Linked DNA regions of Mus musculus: regions 2, 3 and 4 are each linked to region 1. The links are chromatin loops, found by intact Hi-C in ENCODE. Cell type or tissue: heart. All regions are shown on one strand. Links, peaks and the distances in the headings refer to the core of each region. The heading gives the core; the rest is flanking DNA. Region 1 overlaps Fam166c (family with sequence similarity 166, member C). Region 2 overlaps Otof (otoferlin). Region 3 has its middle 9.4 kb from the start of Adgrf3. Region 4 overlaps Otof (otoferlin).

What was found. Hi-C counts contacts between places; a loop is a spot of excess contacts. Peaks named below come from ENCODE experiments on the same cell type or tissue, not always from the same donor. Only the 100,000 strongest peaks of a DNase experiment are listed, where the experiment ranks them.
Region 2: a loop joins it to region 1, with 4 times the contacts of the local background. A loop is called at or near these places in 9 of 42 quality-filtered maps.
Region 3: it touches region 1 in a loop (5-fold over the local background); 19 of 42 quality-filtered maps call a loop at or near these places.
Region 4: it touches region 1 in a loop (8-fold over the local background); 18 of 42 quality-filtered maps call a loop at or near these places.

What each region holds. Positions count from the first base shown.
Region 1 is chr5:30,478,472-30,486,507 of GRCm38, forward strand. Fam166c (family with sequence similarity 166, member C) reads left to right here. Exons shown (of 4, transcript NM_029285.1): 2 at 1,914-2,184; 3 at 3,605-3,717; 4 at 5,397-5,616. The coding sequence ends at 5,541. It overlaps Cib4 (calcium and integrin binding family member 4), which reads right to left. Exons shown (of 7, transcript NM_028483.1): 7 at 7,113-7,296. The coding sequence ends at 7,266. Among named protein-coding and RNA genes, the nearest start is that of Fam166c, 16 kb to the left of the region's middle. In heart, for the core only: CTCF peaks have their summits at 4,029 (motif pointing left) and 4,228; no DNase peak of the experiment used is centred there; H3K27ac peaks cover 379 bases.
Region 2 is chr5:30,387,503-30,395,538 of GRCm38, forward strand. It overlaps Otof (otoferlin), which reads right to left. Exons shown (of 47, transcript NM_001286421.1): 10 at 7,140-7,202; 11 at 6,619-6,703; 12 at 2,270-2,429; 13 at 1,117-1,303; 14 at 732-918. Among named protein-coding and RNA genes, the nearest start is that of Otof, 70 kb to the right of the region's middle. In heart, for the core only: a CTCF peak has its summit at 4,153 (motif pointing right); no DNase peak of the experiment used is centred there; H3K27ac peaks cover 294 bases; H3K27me3 peaks cover 235 bases.
Region 3 is chr5:30,211,144-30,219,179 of GRCm38, forward strand. No RefSeq gene overlaps it. Among named protein-coding and RNA genes, the nearest start is that of Adgrf3, 9.4 kb to the left of the region's middle. In heart, for the core only: a CTCF peak has its summit at 3,934 (motif pointing right); no DNase peak of the experiment used is centred there.
Region 4 is chr5:30,420,426-30,428,461 of GRCm38, forward strand. Otof (otoferlin) reads right to left here. Exons shown (of 47, transcript NM_001286421.1): 3 at 7,107-7,195; 4 at 551-650. Among named protein-coding and RNA genes, the nearest start is that of Otof, 37 kb to the right of the region's middle. In heart, for the core only: a CTCF peak has its summit at 3,310; no DNase peak of the experiment used is centred there; H3K27ac peaks cover 324 bases.

The DNA.
Region 1 (8,036 bases), core at 2,619-5,118:
AGGATTAGATGTGTGGCCTTGTTGGAGTCAGTGAGGCCTTGCTGGAGGAAGTGTGTCACTGGGGATAGGCATTGGGTTTTAAAAGCCTATACCAGGCCGAGTGTTTCTTCTTCTATCTGCAGATCAGTATATAGCTCTCCATCCCATGCATGCTCCCTGCCATGATGATAATGGACTAACCCTCTGAAACTCTCAGTATGTCCCTGATTAAATGCTTCCTTTTATAAGAGATGCCTAGGCTGTGGAGTGTCTTCACAGCCTTAGAACAGTGAGTGACTAAGACAAAGGTGAATTGAGGGTCTGAGTTCAGTTGCCTAGCACCCACATAAAGTTAAAAATCCAAGTGTGGTAGAATACTTCAATGATGTGAGCCCTGGGAGTCTGGAGGGCCCACAGCACTCACTAGACAGCAAGTCTAACCATATAAACTCCAGAGGCAATGAGAGATCCCGCCTCAAAAAGTCAGGTGGAGAGCAATGGAGGAGCCCAAGAGCCACCTCTTGCCTCCACACATGTCTGCAGTCTGTCTGTCTGCCTGTCTGTCTATCTCCCTCTCCATCTGTCTGTCTCTGTTTCTCTATTTCTCTCTCCCCCTCTCTCTTTCTCCCTCTCCCTCTTTCCCTCTTTCTCTGTAGTGAATGGAAAAGGATGGAGAGACTCAAATGAATGGTCAGGGAAGTGGGTTTAAGTACAAAATAATCAAAAGTGACATTTCCAGAGTGGAGGGGATCTGTCCTCTGCTCTCCCAGTAGGGAGGACAGTCAGACGCTGGAAGGCAGGGAGCAGAGGGGAGTGGTATCTATGTTGGCTGGAAAGCTTTGGTCTGTGTCTGACACTGCTGGGCATCTTTCCTCTGTTAGCGCCATGTAGCCAAGGCTCTCCCATCTCAAAAGGGCCACTGAGTCTTCACGGTCACATCTTCTGACTCTCTTGCTGGGCCTCCTTGGCATCAAAAGAGTTCTTCGTGGGCATTTAGCATCACAGATCAAGGCCCCGAGTCACGTGACTAAGTACCTTGTGAAGCCAAGGGAATGCCAACTGGAAAACAACTTATCTTGGGAAGGACTGCGAGGGCTCTGAGAGGAGCTGGAGGGATAGAGCTGATGTAAATTCAGTACTCGCGTATGAAGCTTCAAAAAGAATTTTTAATTAAAAAGCAAGACCAAAAAGCCACCAACAAAGGAGAGAGAGAGTTTACTGTAGAGCCAAATGTGAGTGCCTGTGGGCCTGGAAAGCAGAGTTAGATTACCCCAAACTTTGTGTTCCAACATGGTAAATGCTGGAAGAAGCTTTTATAGTGACGGAACAAAGTCATGAATCAAGACACTTAAAAAATACATTGGAGGAACATTGAGTAGGTGCTTGAAGCAAAGTTTTCTCTGTTATACGTCCCACATGCTACCTGACAACATTTTCACTGAGCCTTTTGGTTAGTAGAAAATAGGGTTTTAAGTTAGTGCATTCAAAAGAGTTATTAGTCACTGGATATTAGGTCAGACACAGAGTTGGGCAAAGCTTAGGGGGATACAGATAACCTAGACAGAACGCAATTAGGCTTAGGCCCTGCAACATTCAACTTACACCAACTTCTCCCGTTCTAATGGGATGAGCACAGAAGACCAGGGTCAGATGCAGCACCTGAATCTTCTGGCTGCGCTCAGAAAAGCTAGAGGATCCACCTCTGATTTTCCTGTAGGTTCACTGAGAGATGTGTGGGTATTCCGAGGTTTATAGGGATCCAGGGGCCTGTTCGAGTGACTTTCCTCCAAGACCTAAGCATTCTAGTGCTCTTTAAGAATCCTTTCTCAGCCAGAGGGACACAGGGACCCTCAGTCATCAAAAGCCCGCCTGGGAACTAGCCATGGACGTCATGAAGCTGTGTCTTCCTCCACCCCTCCTTGCCGTCCCTACAGGTACAAAGGCCATGTTCCCGGTGTGGCTTCCTCCTTTGGCTCTTCTTATGGCAACACCACCTTCAAGTACTTCCAGGACCTCCGCAACACAGGCTTGGAGAAGAGCTATGCGCTCCTCAGTGGGGGTTGCTTTCCCACCATCTTCTCCCCTAACTCCCCCCTGGTTCTGACTGATAACTCACAGAACTGGGATCGATGGCTGCACCAGCCCACCTACAGCCGATCCAACCAGGACAACGGGCGCACCACTGAGCTCACTAACTTTTACAAGGTGAGCTGACTGCCTGGTCCCAGCCTGGGAAGGCCTATGTGGCCGGAGACAGGGTTGCCTTTTCAGAGTTCCAGGGGCAGAGGCAATCCAGGGTTTTCTACAGCTCTGTCTCGCTCATTCACATCCAATGTAACTGGGGAGTCTTCAAGTATGTCCCCTACCCCTTCCTTCTGCTTCCTGAAGTCTTTGTGACTCTATAGCTTTGTGGTAGAGTTTTTACTTCTCTGATAAAACACCACAACCCAAATCAACTTGGGGCAGAAAGGTTTTCTTTGGTTTACACTTCCACATCACGGTCCACCACAGAAGGAAGCCAGGACAGGAGCTTAAGATAGGAACCTGGAGCCAGGAACCGGGCCAGAAGCCGTGGGGCAATACTGCTTACCAGCCTGCTCCCCATAGCTGCTCAGTGTTCTTTCTTATAAGATCCAGGACCACCTACCAAAGATAGTAACAAACACAATGACCTGCTCACTCCCACATCAGTTAGTTAGCAACCAAGGAAATGTCCCCACAGGTTTGCCTACAGGACAGACATTTCCTCAATGGAGGTTCCCTTTTCCCAAATGACTCTAGCATGTATCAAGTTGACATAAAACTAGCCAGCACGGGAGACTTGCTTACCTCCTACATGAAGGAAAAGGCTGAAAACAAACCCCAAGAGAAATCATACACAAAGGCCCCCCCGAAGTTCCCTTGTACCCACTAATCCTCCACAGCCCCCATCCCTCTAAGAGTGCACCCCACTGTACCAGACTGTCCACGATGGAGAGATGAAGCTGGGGGAACCCAGCCATGCCCCTAGTGCTTTTGATTCTCTGATTTAGCATGCCCACCTGCTGCCCACCTGTGGGAATGAGGTATCGTTTCCCTCTAGGCTCCGGGAGCCCTAGTCCTTGCAGCATCCTCTCTCACAAATACCTTCCCATCCAGGTAGGAAAGACACAGATACTGCCTGGTGTCAGTGCTGGGAACTTGTCCTGAGTGAGGGTAGTTCCCCCGGGACAGGATGAGTAGATGGTCTCAGACTCTGAGAAACCATGGGGTCACATCAGTGTGTCAGTGGGAGGCTTGCTCCCCAGGCTGACACAACTGATACACCTGCTCCAGGAGTGAAGGAGAAGCAGAGCTTAGAGCAGAGCACGCTTGCGTGGACATGGGTGTGCTTAGAGCACGCTTGCGTGGACAGTGTTTAGGTGTGCAGATGCTAAACTGGAATTCCAGACTTCTTAGCAGCCTGGTCTCGTTTACTCTCTGCATCAAAACTGCTGTGTGATGATGTCACTATCCCCAATAGATGGAGGAACGGATTTCACCAGGAACACTGGGGTGGGGGTGGGGCTGCCGCACCCCTGGCCAGCTGTATCTTGGAACAGGTGGTACAGCAACAACCTGCTGTGTGTTCTTTGCCGAGCTGTAGACAGTCCAGCAGCAGCGGAAGTATTACCAAGACAAGACTGGCATTCTGTCCCGTGTTCCTTACTTTGTACTTCCTGTGAAGGAGCCGGACCGGTACCCCCTACCCACCGACCTGTGAGTGTCCCTCTCCTCCTCTCTGCGGTCAACAAACACACATCCACAGGGCATCTCCTCTTCCTCCAGCCCTGGAGCCATGACCCTGAGAAACAGTTAACACAGCCAGTGGTGCCTGCTATTGCAGAGTCCCAGATCCAGCAGCTCTTTTTTGGGGGGTGGGGGGCAGGATGCCAGAAACCCTCATGGGAGGATCAGGAAGTATTTTCCTGACCAGATACATACTCCATAGCCTTTGCTTGTGGGAACTTGACTGCTACTTCCTCTGCAAAGGCCCTTCTCAAAGCTGCACCAGTCCAAACCAGTCCAAACAGCTGCTGCCCTCTGGTGGATGAATGGGACACTACGTGGACAAGGGACAGGTCATCAGCTTGCCACCCATATCCTGTTGTCGTCGTCCCGTCCCCCCCCCCCCCACCTTCTATGGAACCCAGTCTAGGGTATGCTGGGATCCTAGTCTTGCACCAGGGACATGAGATTATCTTAAAAGTCTAACTAGCCAGGTTTTAAAAAGTAAGAAACGCCTTACAGCCCGGCTCTGGTGTCTTGAGAGAGCCCCTCGCCCGCCCCCAGGGAAGACCTTCCCTCCCTCCTGCCACCAAAGCACAGGTTTCGCAAGTTTACTCCCAGGGGCCTTATGGCTGGGAGTGGTAGGGAGGTGACCTAGAGACCAACTCGAAGCCTGTTCCTCTCCCCACTTTTGCAACCCACCTGTGTCTGTCTGGGAGGGGTGTGGACTTGGGAGGTCAGTGGACACATTTGGGTTTCTAACCTTTAACCCCTGCTTGCCTCAAGAGTCCCAGCCTCAGCATCCAGATGTAGATACAGCAGCTGCTCCCACAGAGTTTGGTACACTTTGCCGACACTGTCTTAGTACCTCTAAAAGTGCCTCTCTGTAAGACAGATGGGTCTGGCACATAAGAAAGTAAACTGAGTCCAGCGCAGACCTCAGGAGCTTGGGCGGGTTACCTGATGGTTGAAGACCCCGTCTGGGAAGAGACCTATGTTTGTTGTGGGTCAGCTCAGCCTTTGGGTTGCCTGTGTCTCTCTTGAGCCAGTTCTGAGCCAGTGAGTCCCTTGAAACTGAGCCTTTCCTGGGGACAGGTCTCTGATATCTTGCCATGTATGCCCCCTCTTGAATCTTCAGGTCCTTGTATCTCTTTCTTCTCCAAATTATCCAGTAGTCTGCACTGCTGACCGTGCCATGCCCGATACAGATAGCGTATCTTAAGTGGCTGGGGACGGTCGGCGATCAACTCTGTATCCTGGGGAGTCTCTAGCCTTTCTGAGTTACAGCACCACCATCACCACCACCATCACCTTCACCATCATCACCACCACCATCTCTACCACAGCAGCAGTCAGCATCTCCCATAACGGCTGAGTTTCTCCTCACCTTGCACTAAGTGCTTTACACAAAGAGCTTCATTTACTCCTCAGAACAAGAGGATAACAAGAGGGCAACAGTAGCAGCAGTTCACTGTCACATGGGTTTGTTTCCAGCAGGAGGCAGGGCCAGAATCCAGGTCACTTTTCTCCCGAGTCCTTGTTCACTCGGCAGATGTCACGCTGCCAATGGCTGCAGGGCCACAAAGCTATAGTGAGCACAAGGGTTATGGTGAACATTCCTCCCGCTCCTCGGGGCGCACTGCCTGACGCTGGCCCATCCTTACCCTCAGGCCTCCTCTGAGTGAGAAGAGTAAGTGGAACCTACTAAGATTATCCCCTGACTACAAGAGGACCTACCAGACCTTCCCATCAGGGAAGAGAGTTTCCTCTCAAGAGCGCCAAAGGCGGGACCTTTACTTCGAGTTCAGAGCCTGAAACCAGGTGGTTGACCCCAGGGAACCTTGGCCTGACCAGGCTGGCTTGCTTGTAATAAAATCTTCAGCCACAACCATCCCGTGTGCCTCTCAGTTGGATCTTGTCACCATGCGTGAAGGTGCCCTGAGCACTGGGGAGAGCTAAGCCGGAGAAATCCGAACCAAGAAGCTGTGCCCAGCCACTGTGGGCCATCCAGATGTGCCCAGGTCGAGGCAGGTGGGACTGGGGGATGACTAAGGCCAGGCTCATAAGGCTACCCAGGTGTCGGGCCACTCGGGGACCGAGACCTCCTGCCTGCTTTCACTAGTATAACTGAGAACACACAGCAGTGGCTAGGGTGGGTGGCATGACCCCCAAACAGTTCCCTCAGTGTTGTTACTCAGCTGACTCCCATTTCTCATTACGGAGTCTGGGACCTCGGCCCTACCTCTGGGATGCTGAGAAAGTTGCCCAAGCACACATAGTAAGGAATTAGCACAGACAGGATTTGAACCGGGTCTTTTGGGCTCCTCAGTCCTGGTTTCTCAAATACCACACGCTCATGTGGAAACAGAGGGGGTCTTAGTGATCCCAGGGGCCCTGTGGCGTGGCAGGGAGTGGGGGTGACTTGTACTCAGCTCTGACTGGACAGAGCTGGCTGATTAGGTCTTTATACATACTTGAGCTTATTTCTTGGAGGAGTGAGCTGGGACTAAACTACTCTCAGCGACATGACCTCAGGGAGTGGGTGCCAAGGTAGCAACAAGCTTTGGCAACCTTCGAGGGTCAAAGTATGCTCTCCCAACATGGCTGCTCCAGGGAAACTTTGATAGGGCAGAGGGTAGGGCACAAAGTCCCATAGACCGTTCTGGGAGGAGATCACAGCTGAGGAATGTGTCACACCATTGGGCTCCCCCAACGTTCCACCCATCTGGATTAGATCAAGCAGATTCTGTCAAGTAATGAGTCTCTATTTCAACTGAACAGGGGAGTCAAGACCTAAAGACAGGATTCAAGTGCACACTGTAGCAAAAACAACTCTTCCTTGTAATCAGACCTATCCCCTCCCTCAGATGCATATAGACAAGAAAATCCACACGCACAGCAGATAGCCATCTGGCAGCTCCCACAAGTTCCCATGATGAACTTCTCCTGTGTCCCAGAGTCTCTAGACAGCTGGACCCTAAAGTGTCCCCAGAGTGGCCAAACTCATTACAGGGCTTGGCTGAATGGCAAAGCAAATAGGCCTTAAATGCTGGTCACACATGGTCCCATCCCCAGGGTCCAAGGGTGGCAAGCAGGGCCAAGATGTCTTCTCCATGGAAGGAAGCCAGGCAAGCCAGACGCCAGCTGGAATGACAGCTATGTGTGCATCCTGATCATGGGTGGGTTCCAGAGGAGGGAAGGACGAATATTTCCCTTCTGAACTTTGTTCCATTTGGCTTAGTCTTCTCCTCTGTCGTGGGTCGAGGTTTGAACTCTGTCCTCAAAAAGGTTGCCATGCCCGCTTGCCGGGAGTTGTTGGCAAACCTGAGCCCTAGAAGAAACACCAACTCCCTATGTAGGACCTTCAGAAAGCAGTGGGTCTGGATGGGGGAAACACATATTTACTTAGCAAACAGTACTCTAGAGGTGAAGGATGGACAGAGCTGAGTCATAATTCAAATCAGATTCTACAGTGCCTGGATGCAGGGGGTGTCCAGTAGTCTTCATTGAAGCTGCCGAACCAGCCGATGACCTCCACATCAGCAGCCCCAGAAGTGAATCCGAAAAGAGCTGAAAGAGAGTCCCAGAGCCATCTGAGGTCCCCCACCTTGCCCTATCATGGCCTTTTCTGTAGGCAGTGGTCCCAGCTGGTTCAAACAGTCCTCTCTCTCTCTCTCTCTCTCTCTCTCTCTCTCTGTGTGTGTGTGTGTGTGTGTGTGTGTACATGTGTTCATGAGTGTCAATGAGGGTGCATGTACACATATGCACACGTGTGGAGACCAGAGAGCAGCCCAGGTGTGGCTCCTTAGGAGTCATTTACCTTGTTTCTGGTTTTGTTTGTTTTCAGACAAAGTCTCTTGCTGGGACCAGGGAGCCCAGGGGCCCTCCTGCTCAGCATCCCTAGCCTTGCTATTGCTAGTTTACACCACCACACCCAGCTTCTAATATGGACACTAGGGGTCAAACTCGGGTCCTCATGATTGCATAGCAAGGAGTTTAAGTTCTTTCCCCAATTCCTAAACTTTCTTTAAGCTTCTATTAGCATCACCAGAACACAAAGGGTTTCTGAATTTTTGGGTGGCCAGTGGAAAAAAACAGGAATGATTCAGACAGAGGTGCAGGGCAGGTAGATTCCAGCAGCTGTGTTGTGTGGGGCCATTGTGGAGGAAGAGGGGTTTCCTTTAATGAAGGTGATTCGAGCATGGCATCTCTAGGTTCTGCCCTAGCCCCATCCCTGGAACCTAGAGATGTCGTGTCCATCAAGGTGGTTGGAAGAAGTGTGGCCTGACCCAGTCAGAATCCCTGGGAAT
Region 2 (8,036 bases), core at 3,138-5,637, 90 kb before region 1:
TTTGTAAACAAAGCATTAAACAGATGAGCCACAGTTCATATATAGAACTTGTCATTTAAAGTGCACATTTGAGTGGCTATCGTATGCATGTTCAGTATGTTGTGCGCCCATTGTCATACCCTGTCATACTTGTGGCCACCCTAAAGAAGCCCCACTCCCCTCAGCAGGTGCTTCTGACCACCCTGTCTTTGTTCCTGGATGCACAAGCCTATTTTCTGTCTGGAGTCACTTCTTCTGGGTATTTCCTATATATGGAACTGTACTGTAGGCTTTATTTCTTCCGCCTGCTGTTCTGGTCACTTGGTATCATGTCTATCTGTCTGGACGTATTAGGGGGCACGGGAATGGCATTTTGTCTCCCTGTGTTCCTGGATTCTGGGTTACAGTCAGTTCCACAGGCCTGTAGACAGGTGTCACTGTTCTCATCAGTTACCAGTAAAGACATGGAGATCACATACACAGAGCACGTGCACCTCCCTGTATGAAAACTCTCATTTTCAGTTGGTCAATGGGGAAACAGGTGCAAAAGCAGCAGAGGTAATCGCTAAATCCAGGCAGCTCCCAGGAGTTTTGAATTATTACGTCCCTGTTTTCTTGAGGCAGGGGCTACAAATGAAACCCTTAAAAACCCTGTCTGGCTGGGGTCGGAGGTGGTGTGAGGGAAAGGGGCCTCAGTCATGTTCCCATCATGCCCCATTCTCCTCTGGATACAGCTATGCTATGCTGCTGACCTTTGTCTCCATCGTTGGAAATCTTGCGCAGGTCGATGAAGTGGGTGCCGATGGCCACATCATTGACCTTGTCAGAGTCCCGGATCTGCACCTTCATGCGTTTGCAGAGTGGGGGGAACAAGTCTGTGAAGACGACCTGCTCATTCCATAGCGGCTCATAGCTGCTCTTCTGCACTGATGTTTTGCCCTGGTGGGAAAAAAGCCATATTATGTGTGCCAGTGTGTGTGTGTGTGTGAGCGCGAGTGTGCCTGCATGTGTGCATGTATATGTGCATGTGTTTTCCAGCTGGGGGTTTCAGACTCCTCCTGGTCTGCCCCTTCCTCCCATCCCTCACCTTTACTCCGAGCCCACCATCCCGGCCTTCAGCACCTCCATCCCCAGTACCTTTTGTCCAGCAAAGAAGACTTGCACATAGGGGTCGACGAGGTCCTTGTTCTCACCGATGAACGCCTTCTTCACGTTGGCCATGAGGCTTGTGTTCATCCGGGGCAGTCCCTCTGCTCGGTAAATTTTCACATAGAACCGTGCCCACTGCCGTTCGGGGGGCACGCCCTCGGGGAGCAGCAAGTTCCTATGAGCACAGGCAGCATGTCATCTCCACTGACAGGCTTAGAGAACCCTCTTTGCCTCTTAGGTCCTTAGAACAAGAGCTATGCAAGGATTATGATGGGAGGAGAGGCAGAGCGGATGGTGGACAGGGAGGAGATGAGACAAAGCAAGTGAATGCTTGCATATGTGCTCTGTCTGTCTCTCTGTCTCTGTCTCTGTCTCTGTCTCTGTCTCTGTCTCTCTCTCTCTCTCTCTCTCTCTCTCACACACACACACACACACACACACACACCATCTTAGCAGCTGCCTGGGGCTTAGCATAATCTGTGAAGGACAGCATGAGAGGACCCAGACTATGATTAAAGATACTAATTCATGCACCTATCCATTTTTAGAATTCTGAGAAACACTTTCCAACAGAAGGAGAAGCCCCAGTTTCTTCCTCGTTAAGGTGGCGGTGATGCTAACAGCCACATCTCAGGAAGGCAGTACATAGGCTACAGAGCTTTGTAAACTGTAATGCGGGATGCTAAGTGTGGCATCAGCTTTCACAGCTCTGTGTCTTCCCTGAGACAAGAACTTCCAGGAGCTGTCTCCTCTCCCAGCCCATGGAAGACCAGGCCCAGGCACGTTCTGAGAGTCCAGACAATGTCCCAGAGTGTTTCTCAGCAGCCACTATCTGTGGCCCAAGATTGGCGCCCTGAGTGACATCTCATCTGAGTGCATGGCATGGACCCTGGCAGCAGGAGGACTTCTAGTCGCCAGCATCTCTTCTTCCCACCAGCTTTCTCAGCCGGAAGTCTAGATGTCAAAGCACTACCTTCCATTAACCCCGGTGACCACATTGCCTTGGGCCCCAGAGGAGAGACTGGCAGGGTGAAGTGTGGAAGTAAGGGGGCTAATGGTAAGAATTCTGGGTTCAGACCACTCTACAAGCTTCCTTTGGGGGAACTTTGTGTTCAGGTCTCTAGGGGAGATGGAGCCTCACCCTTCAATGTCGTCCTCATCCGTCTCGTTGGCCTTGTGGGGTGTCTTGATGTTGTCTCCCTTGCCCACCACAGCGACATCACACTTTACATAACCCTTCAACCCAGCAGAGATGTCATCGGGGTCTGACAGGATGGCCCATTTGTGATGGAACTGGTGTTCTGCAGAGGTGGAAGGGCATTGCATTTACCATCTATCCCAGGATTCCACAGGGCGTCCAAGCTCAGTGCTTGCTAGGGCTTGCAAGCTCAAGGCTGCAGGCTCAGGAGACTCAAGGCCATGGCTCTGGTTGCATTCAGCCAGTGAAGACAGAGGGCCTCTGCAGGCAGAGGGCTGAGCGAGACCCTGCCCAGGAGCAAGTGTCAGGACTCCGAATTGCTTCCAAGTCAGTTTCACAGCTTGCAGTCTCTGCTGTGGTCCCTGCTACAGCTGGCCCCCATAGCTGCTAGATAGGGCCTACTATAATAGAGGCTTTACCTATCATGTTCTTCCTTTCAGCCCTTCTGAGTCTCTCCGTGTCTTGAGGTGAAGCCAAACATGTGGCAATGCTACTCTCTTCCCTGCTTGGTCCCACCACCCCAGGACTGTCCAGGCAAAGTACCCATTGCTTCCTGAGCTTACACAGAGCCAAACTCTAGGTCATTGTGTCTGCTCCGAATGTCCTCGCCTTCTTCCTCCTCCTTAGTTAGCTGGAAAACGGATCATTTTATCCAAGAGTCTCCTCTTCCATGCAGCGTCCCCTGACCCCTTCAGAGGAATAGGCCCTGACCTCTCAGTGCTCACAGGGTCCCGTGTGCATGCCCCCCACCACAGAAATCACCTACGCAATGCCTGTCTCCATGTTGAGACTGGTGCAGAGATTAGCAGTGTGCCTTCTGGTGTCCCCAGGCCACAGGACAGTGTAGAGAAAGGTACAAGTGTCAGCAAAGGAGGCATTTTAGGAAGATTTGTCCCCACTGGGTTGATTTTAAAGTTAGTGATAAGGTACGAGGTGGGGAGACCTGCTTAACAGTTTCCTGCAGGAATTGAAATCTGCAGGGGCTCAGAACTCACCCCGCTCCCCTCCCTTCCCACCTGTGTCTTCCAAGGTTCTGAGCCCAGTGGCACCCTCGAGTTGAGGTTGGGGAAGGGAGCAGAATACAGCCTGTGTGTGTGTGGGTCGGCTGGCCCAGCTGTCACGACGGTCATGGCCATAGCAGTGTCAACTGAGAGTCAAGGGTGCTGAGGGGCCAGGAAACCTTAGTGTTTGGAGTCACTGGGGCCCCTCTGATGAGCTGGTGGCCTCAGGAGGAGGGTGCCATAGTTTCCTGGACCTCATGGCTCTGAGCAGATATAAATAGGAAGGAGCTGGCGAGACAGACAAGGGCTGAGTGTGGCTGCCCGCTGGCCTTGGGAATGTATGGGTAAATAGATGGTGGGTGGACTAATTTATAGCAGGGTCTGTTATGTTGTGGACAAAGGAGTGGATGTTTGTATGAGTGGGTAGATGGAAAAGGCATGCACATGGTTGGGTGAAACTGAGTGAATTTGGCAAGGAAAGATCACAATTCTGGCAAAACAGAATTTACCTTTAAACCCAAAAGCTATTGGAAGATAAACCTGAAAAAACATGGCTGAAGATTATAGGTGGCAAAAAATACAGGCGGCAGATTTGGGTCTGACATACATGAAATAGAGTTGGGTGTGAGTGTCCCACTTCTGGTTGGCTGAGGGTCAGGGATGCAGCTGAGGGGCATTTGTGTGGGATGCACACCGGGTTCATAGTCTCTGAGGCCTCAAGTCTGGAGGCTGCAATCTCCAGCTGGAGAAGCAAGAACAACTGGAGAGCCGCGACCAAGGAAAGGGTAGCTCTGGCCACGGCAACTACAACTCATCTCCAGCAGAGGGCAGCAGCAAGCAATTTCCTGCACTTGCAATCAAGCCAAGGTTGGCCATGCCTCTGGAAGGTTACCGGGAGGAGCAGTAAGTCTGGGAGTGGGTTACCCTAGTGCAGAGGCCCACAAAGGCCTGAGCTCAACTTCTGTCTGACAGTTACTCCACAGTAGTTTTGGACTTGGAGAGTCTCGATTTCCTTACTGTCAGACAGGAACAACCACGTCTACATGGATTGAGAAGTTAGACCTACTGGAACATGTCCAGTGTCTGAACCCACCTCCTCCATAACAGCTGCGTTTTCCGTGTAGACCAGACTGGCCTCGAACTCAGAGATCCTCCTTCCTCTGTCTCCTGAGTGCTGGGATTTAGGGGGCACTCCACCACTGCCCTCAGCAGCAGTTTCTCAATCAGAACTCAATCACTGTGGGCACATACTAAGTTCCCACTCTATCTTGGCTGAAGGTCTGCTGATGCTTGGCCTAGCGAGGAGACCATCTCCAGAGACCCTGGCAGCACTCAAGCCTATGGGCACGGCTGGGCTTGTCTCCTGCGAAGCAATGTAGCAAAGTGTAGCTCATTGCTTCCCAGGAGGCTCCCATCCTGTACGGGGCTGTGGGAAGGCCTGGGTATCAGAACAGGCTCTCCCTCTTACTTTAAGGTAAATCTCCTTATCACCTTGGGCCTATCCATCGTTCTTTCTTTTCTTGTTTTTTTTTTTTTTTTTTTTTTTTTTTTTTTTTTTTTTGGTTTTTCGAGACAGTGTTTCTCTGTATAGCCCTGGCTGTCCTGGAACTCACTCTGTAGACCAGGCTGGCCTCGAACTCAGAAATCTGCCTGCCTCTGCCTCCCGAGTGCTGGGATTAAAGGCGTGCGCCACCACGCCCGGCTTGTTCTTTCTTTTCATGAATCATAGTTACAGTACTTACTATATAGCTAAGAATGGCCCTGAACTTCTGATTCTCCAGCTTCTACCTCCCAAGGGCTAGGATTATAGTTGTGTGCCACCACACCTGGATTATAGAGGGCAGAGGATTTAACTCAGCACTTTGGCTATGCCAGGCAAGTACCCCACTGAGATACACCCCCAGTCCAGCTCTCTATCTGGACAGATAGCCTACAGGTGTTTTGAGGTCTCACACATCTGGAATGGTTTGACCCATGAGTTCATGTCTTAGACTCACATCTCCTGATACAAGTCACTGTTACAGTGGGCACCAGCTGAGTGTTATTAGGGCCACAAGAAAATGCCAACTGTTTCACCTACTTCTGAGTGGCTCCTCCAAGCCCCTCCCCATTTCTCTCTGCTCATTGGCTCCTCTGTAAAGCTGAAGGGATGTTACTGTGTCTTTAATTGATTTATGATTTATTTATTTAATTGATTTATGTCAAATGTGACAATTTGGATTGAGATTGTATTGTCACCAACAAAGGGCCTTGTAGGGTAATTATTGATTTCTGAGTAGTTTCACTTCAGGGACATGGATATCCCCAAGTTGGCCACTTAGTGACAAGCCCTCTAGACCAGTGGTTCTTAGCCTTCCTGATGCTGTGACCCTTCACATGGCTCCCCATGTTGTAGTGACCCCCAGCCATAAAATTATTTCCAGTGTTACTTTATAATTGTAATTTTGCTACTGTTGCGAATCATAATGTCTGTGTTTTCTGACGGTCTTAGGTGACCTCTGTGAAAGGGTCATTCAACCCCAAAGGGGTCCCGACCAACAGATTAAGAACTGTTGCTCTAGACCATCACTTGGGGTACCCATACCAACTCTTGGGGTGCCCATACCAACTCTATACAGCGCTGGCCATAGGTACCTGTGGAATTATAATCAGACACAGCCTTTCTTGCCATAGCTGCTCCTAGGGTAACTGGGGTCCCTTGTGAAAAGCGATTTTAGAGCCCAGAGTGCCCCAAAGTTGTGCATTACACTTGCCATTGGTTGTTACCACGCTTAGATTGGGTGGTTCACTTGTTGGATACCACATGCCCTGGTATCCCCCTGACTAGCTGATTGGCTGGGCCAAACCCTGGCACATCTGTGAGTCTCAGGCCTCTTAACTGCCAGGGGGTGATGGGGATTTTGTAAGGACAGCAGGGTCTTTTCTGCTCAGCAGGTGCCAGCCAGAGGCAGTGGGTGGGCACGGCCCCTCCAGGGCTCTCACTGCCCTCTGTATAACTGCTCTCATAGGACACAGGGGAGGTGATGTTCTCCTGTACCACGTGTATTTGAGCTACCTCTCTGTACTGTTATTCCCAGGTCCCTTCCCCCATAATGAGCAAACACCTATCAGACATGGCGCACACGACTCCTACATCTGTGTGTAGAGTGCACACGGTTTCACTGCCACTCCCGTGGCTGCCCTACTCATGGACAGTGGGCTGTGTCTGTGCTCCTTGATGGATGCCAGGAGCCAAATAGCAAGCATGTTCTGGAGCTGCATGCACGAGCCAGTTCTTGAGGGGTTACTCACCAGGCTGGGAATACACAGTCCCCACATCCATTTTGAAGGAACCCACCAGGGTGCCGCTCCGAAGCAGGTTCTTAGAATGGATAACCTTCCAGAGCAGAATCACAAGCAGCCAGTCAGGCTCTGCAGGGAGTAGCCTTTGGGGATGGGGTGTGAAGGGGCAGGGGCAGGGGCAGGGCCCACTGATGATAGATAGTGTTACCTCCATCTTTCTTAGTAAAGTGGGAAGGTATTTGGCAGGGAACAGGGCTGGTTTGCTGAAAGCTCAGCATCAGCCTCTCCTGCCCAACGCCATGCTCCCCTCCCCCCAATGCCGTTACATATATGAGTAGGTTTTACACTTTACAGAGGAATCCAGCTGAAGGGGCAAGAGGGGGTCAATATCCATTCTCTGTTCCCCTTTGGCCAGCCATGCATCCAGGCATAGGGCTGCTGTGTTATGAACAGCACATTACAGGGCCGTGCTGAGGTCCTGCGTTAGTCAGTGTGGTCCTGCCCACTAGCTTCAGCAGCCCTCCACTCACCGAGATCTTGATGATCTTGTCAAACATGACATCAGGAGAGACATGGAAGTCGAAGACAAAGTACTGGGGGGGAGAGAGAGCAGAGTGCTGTGGCTGGCGGCCCCTCCCTCCGAGCAGTGCCTGCCTGTGTCCCTCATTTCCCATGAGGCTCAAAGCTCATGTGGGCAGTAGTGGTGAGCTACTGAGTTCTGAGAGACGGAATGGGTGAAGAGTAGGGCCCCGTCTCCTACCAGGGGATGGAACCGTCTTCTTACTACTTGTGTTCATTTTGCAGGAAGCCCACCATATTTGTAGATGATGTTGTGCTACAATGTCAAAAGCCGAGTACTTGTTTATAGGCTGTGTGTAGAAGAACCCCGACCAAGGAGCCAGCAAATCTGAGCCCTCTGCAAGTTCTGTCCTTTTTGTAGTATAGACTTATACATGTGTTCTTTGGCATAACCCCCAGAGAACTGTAACATAGGGGTGTGGACATCGAGCATCATGTTACAGGATCAAGCAGGCTATGGACTGTGAGGCACACCACGGTGTGAAAGGGCATACAGATAACCAGCAAACCAAGTGCTACCTGGGAAATACACCCCAACCCAGGAAGTGTTCAAAGATAAAACTCAGCGGGTCTCAGGAGGACGCACTCAGGGAGAGACAGCACTTCCTTGGTAACAAAAGAGAAGTGCGGCTCTGTGCATTGTTCTCATCTGCTGTGAGATCCCATGCTCACTCATGGTCCCCATCCTTGTCCTAGATGCACCAGGATGGGGAAAGGGTGTGGGCAGTGAGCACAGTTACTGCTGCTTTGATGAACTTGTGGGCAAGGGAAGAGTCTAATGCTACCACAGGGCTTCGGTTAGAGTAAATACCCCGAGTAGTCAATAGTCACTGTCAAAAACCTGTTTA
Region 3 (8,036 bases), core at 2,802-5,301, 270 kb before region 1:
AGTGCTTGTACAGGCGTGTGCATTGGCACACACAAATGCATACACCACATACATACACACACCACTCTGATTTTAATCCCCATCAGTTAAAATGCAGAGAGGAAATGCTCCCTGCTCTGGATGGTACTGTGTCCAGCTGTGCTAAAAGGAGCTGAGGATCCCCTCCCCTCACCAAAACACCAAAGCGGCTGCTAACGTGTGCATGCCGTTCCCATGTATCGGATCCTAGGAGACCACTGGTTTGGAGTTTCCGCTAGTTTCCACTGGTTGGAGAAGAGTCCCTCACAGAGCATCAGTGCCTGCCCTTCAGTGGGATCGCAATGGAGATGTTGGGAGAGGGACATTTAGGGAAGTGGGCAGAGTGGCCAGCGCTGGAGCAGCCCTTCATATTGTTCACCCTGGCATGAAAATGAGGTGGAAAGCCGGGCCTGGTGGAGCACATCTGCCATCCCAGAGGACTGGGAATGGCAGAGGGATCAGAAGTTCGAGTCCAGCCTTGACTGTGAGGCCCAGACACAACAGAAAATCACAGAGCAAGAAATCAGAAGGATGGAAGGTAGAAGACTTAAGACAGCCAGAGAGACAAAAAAGGAAGAATTTTCCTCATAGAGTTTTGCTAAATCAAAGTAAAACAAGCAAAACTCCCTGTGATGGTTTGAATATGATTGGCCCAGGGAGTGGCACTATTTCTCCAAATAGTGGTCTTGTTGGAGGAAGCATTTCACTGTGGGCATGGGCTTTAAGATCCTTTTCTTAGCTGCCTGGAAGCTAGCCTTCTTCTGTTAGCCTTCGGAACAAGATGTTGAACTGTCAGCTCCTCCTGCACCATGCCTGCCTGGATGTGTCATGCTCCCGCCTTGATGATAATGGACTGAACTTCTGAACCTCTAAGCCACTCCAATTAAATGTTATCCTTATAAGAGTTGCCTTGGTCATGGTGTCTGTTCACAGCAGTAAAACCCTAAGACACCCCCATAGTCCACACAATCAGCAGCTCAAACAATCTAGAACTTCAGACTCTCTCCAACAAGACATCTCGTGCATAGCATGATTCCTTAATAATTTTTACTTTTTTCTATCATTTCCAAGAGCCCTGTTACGTCCTAGAGGCGTTTCAGTCTCAAAACAGGGTCCATAAAAGTAGTTGTCTCTAAGGCTGCCTTTTCTAACCCTCTACCACCAGTTAGTTATCCATCCAGCCTGAGCCACAGGAGGAAGGCTCAAAAGTGGCTCTTGACAGGTGCAGCAGCATACACCTACAAAGTCAGTCACTTGAAAAGTCTGAGGCAGGAGAATCCCAAGTTTGAGACCAGCCTGGGCTATATAAAGCAAGATTGCATCTCAAGACAAACTACAAAAATTGTTTTTTTTCATGGGCAACACCCTCCCTGGGAGCATCCTTGAGAAGCGCCACAGTCAGGTAGAAGTCAGGCACAGCACAAGGCCTGTGAAATGGGCGTGTTTAATGTCTTCTCTGGGCATGCACTCCAACCCAGAAGCACTGGGTTTCTCAGCTTTGGGATGTGTATGGAGACTTCATCACATCTGCATGAGTGACTTATTCACCAAATCCCCAGCTCATCTCTGTTCTCCTGGTTGGGCAGAGTTGACACTTCTAAGCTTTTAATTGGAGAGCTGTTTCCCCTGGTAACCAGATGGTCACACTGAGGCTACCCAGGAGCTCTACCTGTCCTCTCAATAGCATATAAAAGGACACGCACCACTATGGGGATTCCTAGGGTTTTACAAGCTATGTGCCACGAAGCTAGGTAGATACCTATGAAACAAAGTGTGTGTGTGTGTGTGTGTGTCACACGCATGCATGCATGCATGCATGCCCACGGTGTGTATTGTGTCACTGCGATTCATTCACTATAGGAGGCCTTGATTCAAATGTCCCATGTCCCACTCCCCTGCCAAACCTGAATATTATTCCTAACATTCCCAGGCTTGACTTTCTAAAGGAAAAGGCTTTACTGCCAGGCCACAAATTTGGAAGAGCATTGCCTGTATAGAGAGGACAGTATAGAGATCAACTTCAAGACTTGGTGCTTGTTTGGACTTGAGTTTTCCTGTGGCTTTTTGTTTATTCCTTTGCTTGCTTTCTGTTTTGTTATTCTGTGATCAACCCTCCTGTTTCAGCTGAGATTACGGAAATGCACCGCCATGTCTGCCTTCCCTCTAACTTTTGAGGGTTCCCCAGGATAAGCTGACTAAGACTATACAGGAGACAAGGTATTAAGATTTATATTTTATCTGGGGCATGGTGGCACACACCATTCATCCAAGCACTCAGGAGGAAAGCAAAGACAGGTGGATCTCTGTGAATTACAGGCCTATCATGGTCTACATGATAAGTTTCAGGGCAGCCAGAGCTATGTAGAAAGATCCTATATCAAAACCAAGCAAATAAACAAGCATATTTATAAGCTGCAAAATTTACTAAGTGAGAAAAACTCCAAGTGTGTCCTTTATCTCTGTCTTAGTTAGGGTTTTACTGCTGTGAGCAGACACCATGACCAAGACAAGTCTTTTTTTTTTTTTTTTTTAAGATTTATTTATTTATTATATGTAAGTACACTGTAGCTGTCTTCAGACACTCCAGAAGAGGGCATCAGATCTCATTACGGGTGGTTGTGAGCCACCATGTGGTTGCTGGGATTTGAACTTCGGACCTTTGGAAGAGCAGTCGGGTGCTCTTACCCACTGAGCCATCTCACCAGCCCCCAAGACAAGTCTTATAAAGGACAACATTTAATTGGGGTTGGCTTACAGGTTCAGAGGTTCAGTTCATCATCATCAAGGTGGGAGCATGGCAGCATCTAGGTAGGCATGGCGCAGGCAGAGCTGAGAGTTCTACATCTTCATCTGAAAGCTGCTAGTGGAAGACTAGGCAGCTAGGATGAAGGTCTTTAAGCCCATACCCACATGACACACCTATTCCAAGAAGGCCACACCTCCTAATAGTGCCACTTCCTGGTCCAAGCATATATAAAGCACCACAATCTCCTGGGTCAAAGTGCTCACACATTTACACACTTGTCTTTTTACAGGGGAGAAAGGGGTAGAGGACATCAGGAGAATAGTACATGATTCCAGGCCTAAGACAAATCTGTTCTTTAGAACGGACAATGATTTGTTAATGATTCTGAGACCAAAATTGAGGACAATGCTGGACCTAAGGTTCTCCAGTGTGCTGACCAACCTGAGTCCTTCTTTTGATTTGAGTTTAATTAATATAAGGTCTGAGAAGGAATGGCGGTGACTGCTTCTTTGTGGGTGGGAGTGGACTCAGACAGGCTTTGTAGATGGCCCTTGTCAGCACTGGGATGGGAGATACACGGAGGGATCTGTTCTGAGGGATGTCTCATGGAGCTTCAGATGTCAAGGCACCAGGCTCTGGGTAGTTGTGACATGTTCTGGAGTGAGGAGCGGGACTGAGGGATCATATGGAAAACCTACAGTTTTGAGGAATTAGGAAACATTTTCCCACAGACCCTGAACCATTTTACATTTCTTACTCAAAGTGCATGGATTCTACTTTTTCTCCATTCTTACCCACACTTGTGTAGACTCCGGAACCTGAATCCAATCTGTTGAGACCAGTAGAAAACTTAGTAAGAAAGGTTTGGCCAGCAAAATGGCTCAGCAAGAAAAGGTGCTCGTATACCACGCCTGATGATCCAAATTCAATCCCTTGGCCCTCATGCTGGAAGAAAGGAAGTCTCACAAGTTGCTCTCTAACATGCATATGTGTATGTTGTTCCAGGCATGTGAACACCCACACCCACACAGAGAGACACACACACACAAACACACATACATTAAATAAATGTGATAACAATAATAACAAAGGGACAAGAGCAGAGTGGACATAAACAAACATTTCCTAGCTCTAGGTCTAATATGTTTGTAGTGACACTGGCTGTTCTAACGCTAGGTGGCACTCAAAGCCCAGGTTTGTACAAATTTTGCTCTCCGTTTTAGAACCTCAAAAAATAGAAGTTTGATGGGTGGGAAGTGTGGAATCCCAGTAAACAGGCAGCTGTCTTCCACTCCGTGGGCAACCTTTAATAAACTCATTCTTCTCGTCACACTGGACTTGCATATATGGATTCTTTGGGTTGCAGGCATCACCCCAATTTGGAGGCAGACATTTCCCTAGGAAAGATACAGAACTGTTTATTACCTGTCCCTGCCCCTAATTTATTTACCTTTTTAAGGGTACAGTGTACTTTATTATATTAGTTCACTATAGTTTAGGTTTTCATTTAACTGGGCATTTGATTGCTTCTGTCTTCTGCAGTTGTAAAAAAAAAATGGCTCTCTGTCATTCTATGGAAAAAACAGAATCATTTTTCCTACCCTCTCAACAATCCACACTGCTGACATCAGATGGGCAGATGCCCACCCCTGATGCCAATCTCAGGGCCCAGGTTGTTTGCTTGTGCTTTTGACCAACTGGCTATCCAAGATTCCCACCTCATCTTCCTTGGACTCAATTAACTTGCTAGAGATATTCTACAACTCAGAATCACTCGCACTCCTTTTATCCATTTATTAGCAGTTTGTGTCATGAAGAGACACAGGAGGCAAGCAATGTGGGAAGATGTAGGTGCTCCTCTCGTCTCTTTGGGTACACCAACTTCAGGAACCTCCACGTGTAGCCTTTGGGAGCTTCCCAAACCCAGCCCCTTTGGCTGTTTCATTATGTTGATATGCCTGACTGAGACGCTAGCCGTCAGGGGTGAGCCTGTACTTCCTCCCTTCCACGGAGGTTGAGGACTGAAGCTGAAAGCCCCACTTCTCTACCATGTCTTCATCCTTCAGGTGACCAGCCCACTTCCTGATCCTACCTGGGGTTCTTCAGCTACTCGCCTTCCCATCAGTGCATCAGGCAGACATTTTCCACGGTCACAGGTTCCTGTTCATTTCTGTAATAACAGCCCTGCCCCCAGCTTGGGTTATTTCACAATGTTATATCACTCCAAAGTGGCTGTGAATGAGTATGAAGCCATTAGCACTTGCTGACGTCAGCAACATGCATTTCTTTATTCCCTTGTGATTCATCTTTCCTCAGTGAAAGCTTACTGAGGGCCTCTTGACTGTTAGACACGGTGCAGGGTACAGGTACATTTGATGCGGCTTTTCCCCACAGATAAGAAGGGTGAAATGGGCATGCATGAGACACCATGGAGGACAGATGGACAAGTCTAGGTGGTGTGGGGTGAGAAATGAGACACCCAGTTTCCTTGGAGTTCTTGAGAAGCAGAGGTAGAATGGTTGTGAGTTTGAGCTTAGCCAGGGCTATGCAGGGAAACCATGCCTGTTTGGTTAAGTTTGAGCCTAGTGTGGTAGAGCACACCTTTAATCCCAGCAATCAGTTGGCAGAGGCGGGTGCTGCTCCGAGTTTGAGGGCAACTTGATCTACAGAGAGAGTAAAAAGTTCCAGAACAGAGCTACACAGGAAACCCTGTCTTGAAAAACAGCACCAAAAGTTTTGTGGAAGAAAATGGACAAGATGAAACCTGAAGGCTCAGACAGAGCTAATCAGCTATATATGAACGAATCCGTTATACACAGAATCTGAGTTATCTGGGGACTAGTGAATAACCCAGATTCCAGGGAGGCTAGGAGCACACGCATTGTGTGTTCATATGTTGTGTGTGTGTGCAGTGTGAGTGTGCACTGTGTGCCTGTATGTGTATGTTCAGTATGTGGTGTGTGTGTGTGTGTGTGTGTGTGTGTGTGTGTTGGAAGGAAAGGCTCTTAAGAACAAGGGGTATGACTGACTGATAAAAATGTGTATGTTTGAGATGTATAACATGATGCATCCTTGTGTAGTGACTGCTTTATCAAACCATACCCGAAGTTACCAGAACTGCTCCACTAAGTCCATCTCAAATGGCTGATCCATGGTCTTATGTTAGGTTATTAAGTTTTCAGTAATTTGTTTGTTTTTGAGTATTATTACACTGTAGCCTTGGTCTTTAACTTAGGGAGATCCTCCTGCCTTAGCCTTCTCAGCACAGGGATGAGCCACTATGCTCAGCTGTTATTTGCTTATCTTTTAAAGTAAGGGGTTTGTTGTTTTTTGTGTTTTTGAGACAGGGTCACTCTATGAAGCCCTGGCTGACCCTGAACTTGTAAGACTTCTGCCTTAGCTCACTGACTGTTGGAATTAGTTATGTACTACTGCACCAGGCTTATACTGTATTTTCTTGCAGTTTGTATTTATTGATATGGCAATATGAAGGGCTAAGGATCATTAATAAATTTATAAGAATGTCAAGATTTTTTGTTTGTTTGTTTGAGACAGGGTTTCTCTGTATAGCCCTGGCTGTCCTGGAACTCACTTAGACCAAGCTGGCCTCAATCTCAGAAATCCGCCTGCCTCTGCCTCCCAAGTGCTAGGATTAAAGGCGTGCGCCACCACGCCCTGCTAAGAATGTCAAGATTTTTAATTGAATATGTGTGTGTGCGGGTGGGTACCCCACATGGGCTAAAAGTATCAGATCCCCTGGCACTGGTTACCAGAGGTTGTGAGCTATCTGAAGTAGATTCTGATAACTGAACTTAGGCTCTCTGCAAGAGCAGTATATGCTCTTGACCACTGAGCCATCTCTCCAGTTCTCATTTATAAAGTTATCTCTGTATCCCATATTCTAGATTATTCAACAAAATATTAATGTTAACACCTGGAGGATCTCAGTTATTGATTCAAAATCTTTTCAAATTATGTTCCTGATTCCTACCTTTAAGGTTAAGTCTCTGTCCAAGAAAGTGTATCTCACACTTTCTCAGGAGGGGAGGAGAGCAGAAGGCTGGAGCAAAGAATCTGTCATGCAGGACGGTTCTGGCTCTTCACAGGAAACAACAGTAGTAACTCATTGCCCGAACCATGTATCACTTTAGTTTCTATCTCTTCACAGTCACTGGGCTATTTGTAGCTAGTAAGTGCTTACTATTCAAGGAAGATGCATGAAGGAATCATGAAGCCTTTACCTTTACACATTGTTTCATATTCCTAAATCTTATTTCCTAAGTATAAAGCCAGCCGTGGTGGTCTGAATATGCTTGGCTTAGGGAGTGGCACTCTTAGGAGGTGTGGCCTCTTTGGAGGCAGTGTGTCACTGTGGAGGTGGGCTTTGAGACCCTCCTCCTAGCTGCCTGGGAGACTGCCACTGTGCTCCTGGCTTCCTTTGGATGAAGATGTAGAACTCTCAGCTCTTCAGCACCATGTCTGCCTAGATGCTGCCATCCTTCCCACCATGATGATAATGGACTGAATCTCAGAATCTGTAAGCCAGCCCCAACTCAATGTAGTCCTTTATGAGTTGCCTTGGTCATGGTGTGTCTTCACAGCAACAGAAACCCTAACTAAGACACAGTCCAAACTTGCATTCTGGGTAAGCAAGCTCCATAGCCTTGGGCCCCCACAGAGCTATTTCAGAGCTGCACTTAGTAGATATTTGTGTTGCCAATCTTCTGGTTTCAATCACCGCCCTAGCCTTCTCAGGAATCTTGAGGAAAGCAGTCCATGGCAAAACTCCCTAAAAACTCCCTGCCCTCCATGGCACCACGAATGGCTCCTTATTTAAAAGGTGTTTTTTACTCCATTTGGGTGCAGCTAAAATGGGGAGGAAGATTCGGGGAGGGCACATAGGTATCAGTTACTTCTTTGTTCATAACATACAATTGCTCAGTTACTCTGAGCGCTTCTAGAAGGCTGAAAACTAAACTGTCCTGTATACAGCTTTATCTGAGATCGGTTGTTAAAATTCTATTCATAGCTGGACAGTGGTGGTGCACGCCTTTAATCCCAGCACTCAGGAGGCAGAGGCAGGCAGATTTCTGAGTTCGAGGCCAGCCTGGTCTACAGAGTGAGTTCCAGGACAGCCAGGGCTACACAGAGAAAACCTGTCTCGAACCCCCCCCAAGCCCCCCCAAACAATTCTATTCGTTATTATTGTGTATATGTATATGTATATGTATATGTATATGTATATGTATATGTATATGTATATGTATATGTA
Region 4 (8,036 bases), core at 1,923-4,422, 59 kb before region 1:
AGAAGGGCTGGCAAGGGTCAATCTAGCCATTGGATGGTAAGAGGTACCTCTAATCCCCTCCTGAGCTGGATCCAAATGGAGACACACATCAGTGGGGGGCAACCTTCTTAACCTCACCTGGCACATGGGAAAAGTGGAGTATCCACTTGGCATAGACCCATCCACACCACAGGGTTTCTAACACCAGCCTTCATACCAATCAGCTCTGGCAGAGCCTCCCTGGTGTCCCCTGCTGCCTCCCTTGTCAGTCATGGAGCATTGTCTAGACCAGTGGTTCTCAACCTGAGGGGTTGTGTGTCAAATGACCTTAAGACCACAGGAAAACACAGATACTTACGTTACAATCCATAGAAGTAGCAAAATTGTAGTTATGAAGTAGCAGTAGGAATAATTTTATGGCTGAAGATCACTACAGCATAGTGAACTGTATTGAAAGGTCACAGCATTAGGAAGGTTGAGAACCATGGTTCTAAACCCTCGTCTGTGGGAGATGCAGCAGGCTCCTAGGTGACTGGGTGGTGGAGTGTCTGGGACTGTCCAACACACTTACCTTGATGATAGCATTGCTGTCATCCATCAGCGTGTCGGTCACCTCTACCCGATTCTCCTCCACCACTTTCTGCAGCACCATGCAGAAGGTCCCTATCAGCCTGTGAGTGGCAGAAGGGACATTGCCAGCGCCAGAGCAAGGCTGATCTCAGTGTCTGGCTGGCACAGAGACCGAGAGAAACATGAAAACCCTAGCCTGGTACTGGAGACAGTAGCCCAGTAACCTGAGGTTATGAGATTGTCTGACCCCTTAAGTGTCCCCTGGAAATGAAGAAGAAAGAATTCTAAGTGGTGTCCACAGATAGAGATGGGGAACGTAGCACCGGGACTGCAGCTGGTCCCCTGCAGTATGGAAGCTTCCAGATGCCATAATGGAAGGTGGTGGGAAGGCATCGAGGCTTCTGATGATGGTGGTGGTGATGGCGGGGGTGGCAGTGTCAGGGTGTGTGTGTGTGTGTGTGTGTGTGTGTGTGTGTGTGTTGGAGACTGAACTCTGCATCATACTGGACAAGTAAGTGATTGGCCATTGAGCTACAGCCCAGCCTAGACCTCTAGCTACACAAGCACTCCTTTCTTCTACTTCCTGACTGGAGTAGAGGCCTCTAGCATCACCAACACCACACATACATCCACCCCACATTTGCTGTGCATAAGCTCCTGGGACCACAGAGTCCCCCCTAATTCAGTTGTATAGCGGAGACAAGCACAAAGAATCACACCAGAGACAATCTCTGCAGCAGAAACCCAGCTCGGATGCTTCCATGGGTGGTGTCTGCCCAGGGAAACTCACCTAAGCTTTCTTGTCTTAGTTTTCTTCTAAGCTAAGCTAATGATCTTAATTTCACTTCATAAATGACGTGCTTGTCCCCCCGACACGCCCTCCACCTGATGCTCCAATTGTTACTTGTGGTCTTCACAGGACAGCCTGTGTATTCTATATTTAAACTCCATCTGCGGTTCCCCACACACCAGGGTCCTCAATGGCTGAGCAGTGGTGGGTGCCTGATCAATGCTGAGACTGGAAAGCTGTTGCCCTGGGAGGGATCAGAGGACTCAGAGAGATGCCTTCCTGCGGTACATCCACCTGGACCCACAGAGAACTCATGCCATTTCCACAGAAGTGACAAAGAGGTTCAAGGAACACACAGTATGTGAAACTTGGAAGCAATCTGGGGGACACTTGTGCTACTTGAAGTTTGTAGAGAGAGGTGGGGCCAAGAAAGGGGACAGCGACGCAACTAATTAATGACAAATATGAGTGAGTTCTGACAAAAACATGCTTGTTGCTTATAAAATACTAAGGGAGAACACTGTTTTGTTTGTTTGTTTGTTTAAATTCTGAGGCTAGGAAGATAGTTTAGTGACTGAAATGTTTGTCTCATGAAAGTGAGGACCGGAGTTTAGATCCCTAGTATGTCTGTCTGTCTGTCTGCCTGTCTGTCTGCCTGCCTGTCTGCCTGCCTGCCTGCCTGCCTGTCTGCCTGCCTGTCTGCCTGCCTGCCTATCTGTCTCCCTCCCTCCCTCCCTCCCTCCCTCCCTCCCTCCCTCCCTCCCTCCCTCCCTCCCTCCCTCCCTCCCTCCTTCCTTCCTTCCTTCCTTCCTTCCCTCCCTCCCCCCAAAAGGTCAGGAGCAGAGGTGCTCATCTCTAACTCCAGCATGAAGAGGCTGAGATAGGTGAGCCCCAGAGCTCATCGATGGCCAGGCAGTCTGGCACAATCAGTGAGCCCTGGTTTCAGTGAGAAACCCTGTCTCAAGAAATGATGAGGTAGATAGAAATAGAGAAAGACACCCAATGTTGACGTCTTGCGTACATGTGTGCAACACAAGCACATATGTGCACACATGGGGTGGGAGAGGAAGAGGAGACATACATTTGTATACACATGTGCACATATACACATGAACATGTATGTCTCCCCCTCCAGTCCTCCCAGCTGTGTCAAGAGCACACAGTGGGAACAGCTGTAAGAGATGATTCTGACATGCTTGCCCCCCAAGCTCACGGCCTCATTGAGTCGCACGTCTCCCATCCCCCCGTGCTAAGTTAAGACTTAGGGGTTTTTGATTCTTCCCAGAGAAGTTCCATAGAAGCTTCCAGTCCCATCTTGGGTTCTCGTCACTTTGCAGATACACATGGTGGGTGGGTGGAGCACTGAGTCCTGAGCTGGGGTCCAGGAGATCCCAAGTCACTGCTAGGGAGTTTATGTCCTGTCTTTATAAAGAGAAGGGGTAGAACACCAAGTTGGTGAGATCACAACAGTCAGCAGTGGGCATGAAGGAACGCACTGGCCTTGTAAAGGCCTCAAGTGCTTGGCTCATCAGTGGCATCAATGGAGTCTTGGGGATGCGCCAACTCCTCATAGACCTGCTGTCACTGCTGGTTTGCAGCATTCACTGGTTTCTGCAGTGCATACACTCACAGCACACCCAATTTTAATATTCTAACAGTTCCCCCAGAGGGATCTGCTGACTCTGCAGGCTACACCTTTAGGCTGGAGGTGGCGGTGGGAGAGCCCTGAGTATGTGCACTTTCAAGCACGGTGATGCTGTTACTGCCACTTGGGGCACACATGGAGAAGCTGTCCTACCCTGAGCCTTTGCTGACAGGCTCTTGTGAGTCCTTGTCACCCCAGTAAGCCCTGCCAGGCAACTGCTGAGGGCTGGAACTCAGGCACATTTGTTCTCAATCTGAAACGCCCGAGAGTAGCCAAAGGAGGTGCCTAGGATCTACTAAGGTGCTGCAATGTTACAAAACACCCCCCAGGGGGCAGGAGGGAGCCATTCCCCTGCAGTTGCTGAGAGAGCCTCTGGTGATGTCTTCTACATTTCTTTTCCTTTACAGTCTGAGATCCTAGACTCGGGAGGGGCTTGGGAGGAGAACTTGGCGAGTGCGAATCCTTGAAATGACCCCTCCCATCAAGCTTTCAAGCCTCGTCCAGACAGGAAATGGAAGGCAACACCAGTATTAATACTGCAATCTGTTTCCACTGCTAGTCCACACCTCACTGCCTGCAACATGCAGCAAACCGCCCTCCTGGCCAATCTCCCATTCCTTGCCCCCTGGGTCAAGCTCTAAGGACATGTGATCTGTCATTCCATAAGGGAGGAGGCATAGACTATGGAAGAGTTCTGCTCTGGAATCAGATGTAGCAGTCCCTCAGGGGGCCTTCACCCCCGGTAGTTATGTGATGGTAGCTAGTTCTGCAACCTCTGCAAGTCTTGTGCTGTTTTTTTTCCTCTTAAAGATTCTGATGCCATCTCCCCCCACCCCCACCCTCCATGCTGGTGTGGAGATCCAGCTCTGTATTGCTGCAGGCCCTCTGCCTCACTGTCTCTTCTCCTTGCTATTGTGTGTGACCTGCATTTAGAGGGCTCAGCCAGGTCTGGTCTTCTCTGTTAGGTGAGCGCTAGCAACAGAGCCAGGCTGTCACTGACCCTTGAAGATCTTAAAGTGGTGGTGTGGTGATGGTGGTGGTGGTGGTGGTAATGCGTGTGTGTGTATAAAACAGCTCCCCTTTCCTCAAAAAAATAAACATGAATAAATAAAAGATCGTAACCCATAAAACAATAAAGTTTTAAATGGACAGTTGATATCTCAGTAAAGAATTTTTTCAACCTACTGTCTAGCTGGGTCTTGGTTCCCCAGGCTGACCACACATCCCTTATGTGGCCCTAGAAGCACACCCATTAGAAAGAGGGCAGCCCTCATGGAAACCCTACAGAGTAGCCTGGGAGAAGCCAGAATTATCAGGTAGGTGGGCAATGGGGAGGAGGCCTCAAGTGCAGATGGGCTCACAGACTGGCCACAGCAGAGCACCAACTGGGCACCAGAATCCTGTCAATAATTTATCGTCCTCCCCTGGGAGCTGGTGTCAAGTGCCCCGGGCTCAGTCCGGCTGCCACTGTGCTCCTGGCTTCTGAATTATTCAGAGCAGCTGGCATTCTTGGTGGAAGGAGCCATTGCCCCTTAAAGTCCTGGTAAGGCTACACAGGATACATAAAACCTCTTCCTAATATGTTTTCATGAAAGTTCCAGGTTTCTTGGAGAAAGCCCTGGTTCTAGGACACTTGGGGACCTTATGGTCCCTGGCCAGCAGCTTTCCACCCTTGTACCATGTCTTTACCTCCTGGCAGTCCCTAACACCACTGGACAGAACCAGATAGTCCTCTTCTCTAACTCCAAGGTAGGAAGCCCTGAGCCCCCACCTAGCTCCAAGCACCTTACTCCAAGGTTGGCCTGTGTCTCTTCTTCACATCTTAGGTCTTGGCCAAGAGTGGCTTGAATGGTCATCCTCCACCAGGCCTGGTCCCATGTGACTTTCCTGCTTTCTCTTGGGTGGGGGAAGGGAGGGCACAGTTAGGAGATAGGCCACTTTGCTCTATCTTCCCTCTGTTTTGCATTTAGGAAAACCTAAAATGAGCTTTAATGTTTGGTAGATTCACTGTGTGGTCATCCAATGCCCCTTAAAATTCCTCAATCTTTTACTTTGTCTATAGCCGGAATCCTGATGGATCCAGGCTCTCTGCGCTTCGGTGTCTGCTCTGGCAATGCCCACTGTGGCGAATCAGCAACCTCTTCTTCAGATTCTTCTGCAGCATTCATGTGCTTTGGCTGCTGAGAGCTACAGAGGGTTAGAAGAGGAGGTGGAGGACATATGTCCTGCCCCTGCTCTCCTGGAGTCTTCTCACATGACCTCCATGTGCCTCTGAGCCTCAGTTTCCCTTTTTTCACAGTAAGGGTTTTACCACTGAGCTCCTGAGAGCTCTGGCATCTGTAGACAGGCCCTGGGTGGAGTTCTTTGGTTCTCTCCCCGGTTTCTGAGTCTGCTTTCTTCTGTATCCACTCAGTCTGCACTGGGCCCTTCTCTTCTCCCTGTTTCCCCTGCCTTATTAATCACAGAGTGTCTCACACCAAATAAGAAAGCCATATTTTATCTTGGGGATGCTTTCCTTATTATTATTATTATTATTATTATTATTATTATTATTATTATTATTATTATTTTGTAGAACCAGAAAAAGCTGACTGAGTGATGCCACCCTTTGGAGACAAAGAGAAGGCTTCTGGCCCTAGCCATACTTTCTGTGGTCCTGACAGCAGGCCTGAAATCTGCTCTTTGAGGTTTATCTGTTTGGCTCACCTCCCCCAGTGGTGGGCACTGAACATTTCCTTAGAGAGCACAGATGTTTGAGAGTTCTGGCTCTTCCAGATGTCTGTTCTCCTAGTGACACAGCCTGGTTCTTGTGTGCCTCTCCTCTTCCCATGACAAACGACTTCTGGAGGACAGAGCCTTGCCTTGATCCTCTTTTTAGCAACAGTCATGACTAATGCAGAGGGTGAGGAGATGGGTAAGTGAATGGATGAATGAACAGAAGGGTGAATGGAATGGATGTGTTTAATGGATGAATGGATAGGTAGGATTCATGAATAGGTAGGATTCATGAATGGGATGGGACAGATGGATGAATGAAACAATGGATGAGCAGATGAATGGACATGTGGGTGAGTAGCTAAATGTCCCTAGGACTTCCTCTTGAGGTTTGCATCTACTTGCTATAAGGAAAACATTAGAGTGTTCACTCCAGACAGCCACAGCTACTGGAAAGAGTAGACCCTTTGCCTCCCCTGTTGAGATCACCTCTAATGTGATCCAGGGTTAGGTCAGCTTTCTGTGTCTACACTCCCTTCCTACTGCTGAGTCCCGCAGAGGCTTCACTGAACTAGCGCTGTCACATCTTTTGGGACACCTTACAGTTCAGCCATGATCATAGGAGCAATGGATTTTTGACTCCAAGGCTGAGTGTCTCATCTCACTTTTGTTTAACCACCATCCCAGCACCTTCTAAAATGTGTACGTCAACCACAGAGAACGGGGCTACTTGGATCCATCAGCTTGTGGGATAACACTCACGTGGCAGGTGAACTTCATTCACAGGAGGGAAGCTCCAGGAGGTTAGGCATCTCTCTCCTTAATACCTAGCTCAGTTCGTGACATACAGTTTGCATATCATGACTGTTTGTGGAGTAAATGAATGAGCAGATCTATCTCATTTAATTCCCATAGCTGTTTGGAGACAAATCCTTATATTTTCCTCATATGAGTATAGTGAACTCAGAGGGGTTATGTAACCTGCTCAGGCTCACATCTTAAATCACTGGACCAAGGGTCTGAGACCATGTCTGCCTCCTAAACCACAGCACCGGCAGCCTCTGTAAGACACATTTATCCTCAGCACCACAGGATATAACAGCCTTTTAACTTCTCTGGTGGGCTACCATCTTCCAGTACGAGTAAGGGAGAGGCAAAAAGAGGGGCATGGAGTGTAAATGGGGAGGAGAATTGAGGGGTGCACAGGAGAGTGAGGTACTCTTGCTTGACAGTGGATGGAAGGGCCAGGGTACTTTGAGGACCCCACAAAGGACAAAATGGATAGCCAAGACCACCAGCCTAAGACCTCTTAGGCTTTTAAAGATGGCCTCAGAGTACAGAGTTTCTGTTTTAAGCCTAAAAAGAGAGGTCCAAGAACCAGGCCGGCCCCCAGGATTCCCCACTTACTTGTTGCTGAAGACTTTGCTGTAGTTGAAAATCTGAATCTCCAACACTTCATTCCGGTCGATGCTGCTGGCCACTGGCCACCGGAACGTCTGGGGAGAGAGGGACAGCTGCAGCCTTGGGGGCAAATAGCAAGGAGTTGGGGCCTCCTAGCAGCCAGCCTGGCCCCTCCCATGGGCCAGGATCCCCAGGGGCAAATCATCTGTATCCTTACTCTATTGTCATAGCAGCGTTGTGTGGTGGGTCTTCTTACCCACTCCTCCTCCAAAGATGGTGCTAGAGAGGTTTGTCCAGGCTGCCAAGGTCGCAGGGTAAGTGGAGGACCTTAGGCCTAAGAAGGGCTTCTGACTCCCATCTGTGGGTGCCTTCCTCTGCCTCCCAGCTCTGTGACAGCTGAGGAGGGTGGTGTGGCCAGGGTGTGGGTGGGCTCCAGTAAACACAGACCACCGGTGGGGTGGGAGCTGGTTTCAGGACAAGCTGACTGGAGTCCAGACTTCACAACTCACATAAGCCATTTGGATGAGTCCAGGCTCTCCCTGGTCACCCTCCATGGTGACAGTGCGAACAATGGGGACACGTTCTGCAGCTCTCTCGGGTTATAAGGGTCAGACTTACAGCCTCTGTCCCACTTTCTGTTTCTCCATTCACACCCCTGGAGACATCTCTAAGTTAATAATACGGATGGATTAGAAATTCAGTGGGTCTTTTCCTAATGCCCGAAGAGTGGCAACTGGAACCCAATGCAGATGGTAAAAGGAGTCATTCTCTAGGGAAAGCCAATGATGGGCAGAGCCAGGCACCTTCCTAGGGCTTCCTCAAGGCTCCATCATTCCAGTCCTTGCCTAGCCTTCCTCCCTTTTGGAACAACAAAACAATTGGGGAAGAAGAAAAGAAGCTAGAAAGACTTTCATCTGTGTGCAACATTTGTTGTAC